2 separate regions of the Homo sapiens genome follow, and region 1 is linked to region 2. The links are chromatin loops, found by intact Hi-C in ENCODE. Cell type or tissue: prostate gland. All regions are shown on one strand.

Region 1 (4,000 bases), 480 kb before region 2:
TATAAAATGACCCCACCCCATCTCCCTTTGCTGACTCTCTTTTCGGACTCAGCCCGCCTGCACCCAGGTGAAATAAACAGCCTTGTTGCTCACACAAAGCCTGTTTGGTGATCTCTTCACTGGGACGCGTGTGACAAAAGGTAGTCGGAATCATCCAGAGTAGTCTTGTTGGTATCTCCATTTATTAGTGCTCTGTACTTGCCATGTTCCAGGTCTTTGCTCTCACTATTCCCTTTGCCTGAAATGCCCTGGTTCCCAATCTCTGCATGTCAAATACCATCTGTCCTCCAAGGCTCAGCAAATCATACTTCCTTCATTTTAAAGCTCTTTGGTTTTGATGGAACATAGGCAGTGTGAGAAAGAGGAGGGGGAGAAAAGGTCAAGATCCAATCATGGAGGGCCTTGTACAACTAAGGTTTTAGATTTAGATTTTCAGTAGGTTGAATGCTATTCAGGGAGTGACATCGGCAGAGCTGCGCTTTAGGGAAATTAACCAGACAGCCCTATGTGGATGAGAGGGGAAGTGAGAGTGACACTGTGGGGTTAGTGAGAAAGCTTCTGTGATAGGCCAATCAAGAGGCATTGAGGAGTCCTTGCATTTAGGGTAGAGAAGGGAGAGGAGGAGCTGGGAGGGGTGAAGGGGAAGGGACGCTGTCTGTGACTGCTGTAGGAGAACGGGAGTAGAGCATCTCAGAAGTGAACGGAGAAGCGTGTGCTTCAAATTGGGTAGTCAGAAGGATTAAACTATGGCTTCTGGCTGTGAGAGACAGGAGCCAAGGGGCAAACGTAGGCCATGGCCTGACCATGAAAAATCAGCTAATTTTTGTATTTTTAGTAGAGATAGGGCTTAGTCATGTTGCCCAGGCTGGTCTTGAAAGGGAAAGGCAGTGTAGTGCAGTGGTTAGATGCAAGGCTTCTGCAGGTGAACACTCTGGAGTTGATCCTGTCTCTACTATTCACTCTGTTTCACCTTGGAAAAGTCACTTAATTCTTGCCTTAATCTGTGCTTCAGTTTCCTCATGTGAAAAGTGGGCATAATAATTGCATACACTGCCAGGCGCGGTGGCTCACGCCTGTAATCCCAGCACTTTGGGAGGCTGAGGTGGGAGGATCACGAGGTCAGGAGATCGAGACCATCCTGCCTAACACGGTGAAACTCTGTCTCCACTAAAAAATAAAAAAAAAAAATTAGCCGGGCGTGGTGGCAGGCGCCTGTAGTCCCAGCTACTCGGGAGGCTGAGGCAGGAGAATGGCGTGAACCTGGGAGGCAGAGCTTGCAGTGAGCCGAGATCGCGCTACTGCACTCCAGCCCGGGGACAGAGCGAGACTCCCTCTCAAAACAAAACAAAACGAAAACAAAAAAAAAACAAAAACAAAATAATTGCATATACCCTCTATTGTGTATATATATTATATATATACACATACATATATTAATATATAACATATATATTATATTAATATATTATATATATTATATATATAGTGTATATATTATATATACACAATAGAGGGTATATTATATATACACATATATACACACATATATAATATATATGTATTATATATACGTATATATATGTGTATATATTGTGTATATTATGTATATATAATATATATGTGTGTATATATAATATATATGTGTGTATATATGTGTATATATAAAAATATATGTGTGTGTATACGTGTATATATACACGTATATACACATATATATACAATGTATACACACACGTATACAATATACACACACACACATATATATGTGTGAAACCATGTGTGTGTGTGTGTGTATATTGTGTATATATATATATGGTTTCACACAGTGCCTGGCAAGGAAAGTTCTCTATAACTGTTCACTATTATTATCGTGTGTCAAGCTGAGGAGTTCTGACTTTATCCTGTGGGTGACAGGGAGTCACAGACAGAATCCAATGAGAGCATGGCACGATCTGAAAGCAATCTTCTTCTTCTTCACTGAAGGCCAGGTTAGGATCTAAGAATCAGATAAAATCATAAGAAAAAAGAATGTGCTAAATATTGCAGTGAGGTCTGAGGAGAAGAGAGAGGAAGCCTTGGGAATTGTCTGCTAATAGGTCCTTGGTGAGCTGTGAGAGAGTTTCCAGAGAGTGATGGGAATGGAAGGTGAAGTGCAAGGAGCTCGTGGGTGGCAAGAAAATAGAGGGCCTGTGCTTGCCCTTTGAATATTTTGGCCATATGGGGAAGAGAGAGGATGGTTATTAAAGGGGTGGCAGGTTAGGATGGTCTTAGGGAGGATGAAAGGCAGAAGAAAGAGGATAGAAGACAATACAGAGAAATTTAGAGCAGAGGTAGCCTCACTGGGCCCTGGAACCCCCTGAGATGACAGGCAAAATGTTGTGGGTAGGAATTAGAGTGTCCAGGTTGAGCAGATCTGGATTTTGGCAGGGAAGCAACGTGTATGCTCATCTGTGGAAGGAGAGCTAGGTAAACATGAGGTTGGGAAATTTTGAAGGCTAGTAAAGATTTGGAACAGGTGTTGTTGCGAAATAATAAGGGAGGAGTCAAATGGAGGCAAACAGAAGGTTTGCCTTATATTGGCGGTGGGCGGGGGGGAGGGGGCGCAGCTGAGATAGGATAACATTGATTTGTTGTATAAAAGTTTGTTTTCTGGTCTTTCTCTAGCACCACTTGGCAGCTGGCAGCTAGAGAACATGGATGGTAAAGGCTTTGGGGTGCTAGTGAAGCACCCCTAAAATGGCCAACTATGAGACCTGTGCTGAATAAGGAGGCAAATGAAACTGTGAGAGGATTGCAGTAATAGAGAGAGACTGAGGAAAAGGAAGGCAGAGCAGGAAGAAAGAAGTAGAGGGGAGTGGGGGGAGGGGAAGAGCCCCAAAGATAGGATGGGGCTGTGCAGAGAGGGCAGTTTCAGCTTTTCAAGGTTTTTTTTTTTTTTTTTGAGGCAGAGTCTCACTCTGTCACTTAAGCTGGAGTGCAGTGGCGTGATCTTGGCTTACTGCAACCTCTGCCTCCCAGGTTTAAGCGATTCTTGTGCCTCCGCCTCCCAAGTAGCTGGGACTACAGGCACTGCCACCACACTCAGCTAATTTTTGTATTTTTAGTAGAGATGGGGCTTAGTCATGTTGCCCAGGCTGGTCTCGAACTCCTGACCTCAGGTGATCTGCCTGCCTCAGCTTCCCAAAGTGCTGGGATTACAGGCGTGAGCCACCGTGCCTGGCCTAGCTTTTCAAGATCTTTGTGGGAGAGTAGCTTCAAGCAATGATGAAGCCCAAGATGGGGATCAGACCTGAAATAAACAGTGGAAGTTCTTAACCTATGCATGTGTGATTATGAAGGTGTTTTCTAGGCTCGACCTCAAAACTCATTAAATAAAATTAACCAGATAGCATAGTGTAGATGAGAAAGGAAGAGACTGACAATATGATGTAAGAAAGCTGAATTCTTATTTACCATAGCAGGAAGTTAATTGAGAATGTCAAAAATTGGTAAATCAAGAAATAGCAGCTTAAGTACTGTGTATAAATAATTTGAGTCAAAGGCAAAAACGTAAAGTAATTGCACAGCTTTTGCAGATGAATGGTTTGTAAAAGCAAGCAGGCCACGCCACTTCGGGTATTTGGACATTTGAAATATTCGAGGCACATTCAGGTTTGGCCTAGGGTTTGGGATTCCGCCAGGTGTATCTCTTCTGCAGGTCTTCTTGCTGCTAGGCATGCGATGGCTGAATAGTAATGCCCGGGGAAACTGTGAGGGCCAAGCTTCTCTCTAATGGGGGAAATACGTTTTCATCTTTGACTGGCAACAGAAAATTACCTTTTAGTCAATAAACAGTCAGGTTGAAGCTCTCTGTGTTACTGTAGTGCACCAGGGAATGCCACTTAGGCAGAACAGAGGCAGCTGGCTAGAGAACACAGAGCTCTCAGATTGGAGAGAGGCAAAGGGCTTCAGAGAAGGAAGGAGAGAGACAGAGGGAAGAGGGGAAAAGGAGAGAAAGAGA
Region 2 (4,000 bases):
TACCAGATTCCAGGTCCTTGACTATGCTGTCAGCCTTTAAAAATACTCCAGTGTGTAAGTAAAAAGTGAGCAGCATGGTCAGGCGCGGTGGCTTATGCTTGTAATCCCAGCACTTTGGGAGGCCGAGGTGGGCGGATCACCTGAGGTCGGGAGTTCGAGACCAGCCTGACCAACATGGAGAAATCTCCTCTCTACTAAAAATACAAAATTAGCCAGGCATGGTGGCACATGCCTGTAATCCCAGCTACTCGGGAGGCTGAGGCAGGATAATCGCTTGGACCCGGGAGGCAGAGTTTGCGGTGAGCCGAGATCGTGCCATTGCACTCCAGCCTGGGCAACAAGAGCGAAACTCTATCTCAAAAAAAAAAAAAAAAAAAAAAAGAGCAGCACAATTTTTATAATTCCCTTAAAAGAATATAACCCAAGAGTATGTTAGCCCTTCTGGAAGCAGCCATATCACATTGCTAGTGCCTTACAAGTCATTAATTCACTCCATAGAAATCCCTTATCTGTGTCCAACCTCCATATCAACAAGTTTGAGGCCAGATTTCTAGTTGTTTTTTGCAGTTGATTTTTTTGATCAGATATGTACATTTATCTTTTCTTTTCCCTTCCTTCCTTCCTTTCCTTCCTTCCTTCCTTTTTTTTTTTTCTTGACAGGGTCTCACTTTCTCCCCCAGGCTGGAGTGCAGTGGCTTACTGCAACCTCTGCCTCCCGGGTTCAAGCGATTCTCCTGCCTCAGCCTCCCAAGTAGCTGGGATTACAAGCGAGCACCACCACACCCGGATTTTTTATTTTTATTTTTGTATTTTTAGTAGAGACAGGGTTTCACCACGTTGGCCAGGCAGGTTTCGAACTCCTGACCTCAGGTAATCTGCCCACCTCGGCCTCCCAAAGTGCTGGGATTACAGGCGTGAGCCACCATGCCTGGCCGAGTTTTGTGCAATTTTAGGGGAAGACAATCCATTACTTCTGTCAGCTTTCCAAATGGGAAAATGACCTGCTCCATGGGATCTCTGGGAGGGACCTCGTGGGGAGGTACAGTGCTCACATTTTTCTTATCTGCCTGTCCCTTCTTCCGTTCCTTGTTTGCCATGATCACCCCAGTGCGCAGGGTTTCAAACACAGGATCATTGCGATTGGCAGCAGCTAATCGAATGGGAGGAGAAAGAAGACATTATTGGGAAGGCAGAGAAAGGCTTGGAGGAAAGGAAGGGAGAGGTGGGATTGAGTAGATGGATACCCATGTGTGTGTTGGGTGGCGGTGGGGGCGCCGCGGGGAAGATTAGGGAAGGGTCAGCTAGGCAATACCCAGGACACCAATCTATAAAGGACTTTAAAAACATCACTGGTGATGTAAAGTGAGGGAGGAAAGTATTTATTAGAACTCCTTCCAGGCAGAGCATTATATGATGTTTGAAACACAACTTTGCTTGCTTGGGAGCTGAGACATGCGCAGAATCACTATTCTCCTTCTAAGGAGAATGGGCCCTTAACTGCTGGCTTTTGTTCTGCTAAATGGCATGTGTAAGCTGAGGTGCTGCCACCAATAGGTTCTTCTTTTTCACCCATGCTCTTCACAGAGTTCAGCCTCTCCTCCAAATAAATGTTGAGCAAATTTGTCAATGAATATGTTTTTAAGGGTTGCCAAATTATTATTATTATTATTATTATTATTTTTTTTTTTTTTTTTTTTTTTGAGACGGAGTCTCGCTCTGTCACCCAGGCTGGAGTACAGTGGCACAATCTCGGCTCACTGCAAGCTCCGCCTCCCGGGTTCATGCCATTCTCCTGCCTCAGCCTCTCCGAGTAGCTGGGACTACAGGCGCCTGCCACCACGCCCGGCTAATTTTTGTGTGTTTTTAGTAGAGACGGGGTTTCACCGTGGTCTCGATCTCCTGACCTCGTGATCCACCCGCCTCGGCCTCCCAAAGTGCTGGGATTACAAACGTGAGCCACCGCGCCCGGCCTGGGTTGCCAAATTATGAACCTGCCCAGGGTGCCTGCAGCCTTTGGGTCTTGCCCCGAGTCTGATATGACTCTGTAGTAAGGATGAGGACAATCTAGAATCCTTGTTCTTGCTTAGAAATGATTTTGCACACAAAGAGCACAGATTCTGAAGCTAGCAACTGAAGATTCCAGTCTTGGCTCTACCTCTTGCTAACTGTATGTAGTTGCAACTAAATCGTATCTCCCTCTGCTGTAAAATGGGGATATTGCCTCTGCATCCAAATGGATATAAAAATGTGAGGTTGAGGGAGAATTATGGGAAACAGAAAGTTTCTGTTTCAGAATTTGGCTCCCAAAGCTAGAGATGGCATGAAACCATCTCTAGGCTTGCCCATTCCCTCATGTTCCATAAAGGGCACTTACAGAGATCTTTGACACAAGCGTACTGCTGGTTGCTGTAGAGTGGGGAACTATAGGCCCGATGGAAACCAGGTGGCTGTAGGATGGGATGAGAGGAAGCATTAGAGGTAGCAAAGTAAGGTCCAGAAGCCTATCTCTCCCAGGAGTGCTCACCCTTTCTCAGAAAAAGAGATGGGCTGAGAAAGAAAAAGCAGAGAAATGAATGGGATGGAGGAGAGACCAGCAAGGGGTAGCTGGCTGGTGACATGTCCCCTCTTTTTTTTTTTTTTTTTTTGAGACGGAGTCTCGCTCTGTCACCCAGGCTGGAGTGCAGTGGCACAATCTCGGCTCACTGCAAGCTCCGCCTCCCGAGTTTACGCCATTCTCCTGCCTCAGCCTCCTGAGTAGCTGGGACTACAGGCACCTGTCACCACGCCCGGCTAATTTTTTGTATTTAGAGACGGGGTTTCACTGTGTTAGCCAGGATGGTCTCGATCTCCTGACCTCGTGATCCGCCCACCTCAGCCTCCCAAAGTGCTGGGATTACAGGCGTGAGCCACCACGCGTGGCCATGTCCCCTCCTTGCTCTCCACAGCCTACTCACGATCTTGCCGAAGCATCTCTGCATTTCCACATAGGACTGACAGTGTTCATGGATGTTGGTTTTGCAGTTCTTACAGCGAAGCCCAAACTTGTTGTTGACTTGGGAAAGGGGGAGAAAATTCAGATAAGGTTCCAGATTGCCCTTTCCCTTTGTACCACTGCTGCTACTCTTAGGTTTCCTTTTCTGTCTGGGACCCTACTTGCTCAATCTCTAATAGCATTGCCTTACACCAACTCTAGCCACAGCCCATCTGCTACAAATACTCCTCTCCTATGCCCTCTCCCCAAACCTCTGCCTTCAATATCATACTCTCTTCACTTCCCTTCATGACTCACGAACAATCATCCGGGCACAGACATCACAGAACTTTGGCTTCTTGAAGAAGTGATCTTTGAATTTGTGGGGCTTATCGTTGACCAGCTTAGGAGGTTCTGGGGGTGGCTCCTCCTCCTCCTCTTCTTCCTCTTCCTCTTCCTCATAGATGTAGTAGATGGGCCCACCCCCAGCTCCCACTGCCTCCCCATTGGCCTGGGGCTCTGGGGGAAGTTCCATCTCCTTTGTCCCTGTAGAACCCTTCCTGAGTAACTGCTTTAGCCGCTGTAGCTGAGGGAGGGAGTGAAGAAAACCCAATGTTAAAAGGACTTGTCACCCTCTCTAGAGTAGGGGGGCGCTAGAGCAAACTAGACAGTTTTCTAGTTTCAGGCAAGGAATGTACCCCAGGATTAGGGGGGTATTGGTATTGGGGACTGCAGGTGCTGGCCAGCAAAAAATGAGTCACACACAAATGAGATCAATTTAAGCACTCTTCTTCAGCTGTAATGGCTTCCCAGCCCCCCACACCCAGTGGTCAGAGGCCCAGACTCACCCCACTTTGCCGAGTCTCTGCTGGGAAGGAGGGCTTAGGGGACTCCAGCACCTCCTTTTCTGTCATCCTGCAAGAGGTTGGACCCCACTATGAAATCTAATCCCTTTCATTCTTCTCTCCCTTTCTGTCCCTTGCAGTAGGGTGGTCCTCAAAGGGGAGGCTTTCGGAGAAATGTGATGAG

The links. Peaks named below come from ENCODE experiments on the same cell type or tissue, not always from the same donor. Only the 100,000 strongest peaks of a DNase experiment are listed, where the experiment ranks them.
Region 1: a loop joins it to region 2, with 6 times the contacts of the local background. A loop is called at or near these places in 5 of 110 quality-filtered maps.

What each region holds. Positions count from the first base shown.
Region 1 is chr12:56,766,180-56,770,179 of GRCh38, forward strand. All of the region lies in intron 1 of HSD17B6 (hydroxysteroid 17-beta dehydrogenase 6), which reads left to right. Among named protein-coding and RNA genes, the nearest start is that of HSD17B6, 4.9 kb to the left of the region's middle. In prostate gland, no CTCF peak of the experiment used is centred here; a DNase peak (open chromatin) is centred at 2,452; H3K27ac peaks cover 2,775 bases.
Region 2 is chr12:57,245,752-57,249,751 of GRCh38, forward strand. It overlaps STAC3 (SH3 and cysteine rich domain 3), which reads right to left. Exons shown (of 12, transcript NM_145064.3): 2 at 3,820-3,886; 3 at 3,290-3,557; 4 at 2,955-3,052; 5 at 2,375-2,447; 6 at 1,053-1,150. The coding sequence starts at 3,885. Among named protein-coding and RNA genes, the nearest start is that of STAC3, 3.4 kb to the right of the region's middle. RefSeq lists an enhancer at 3,147-3,206. In prostate gland, no CTCF peak of the experiment used is centred here; no DNase peak of the experiment used is centred here.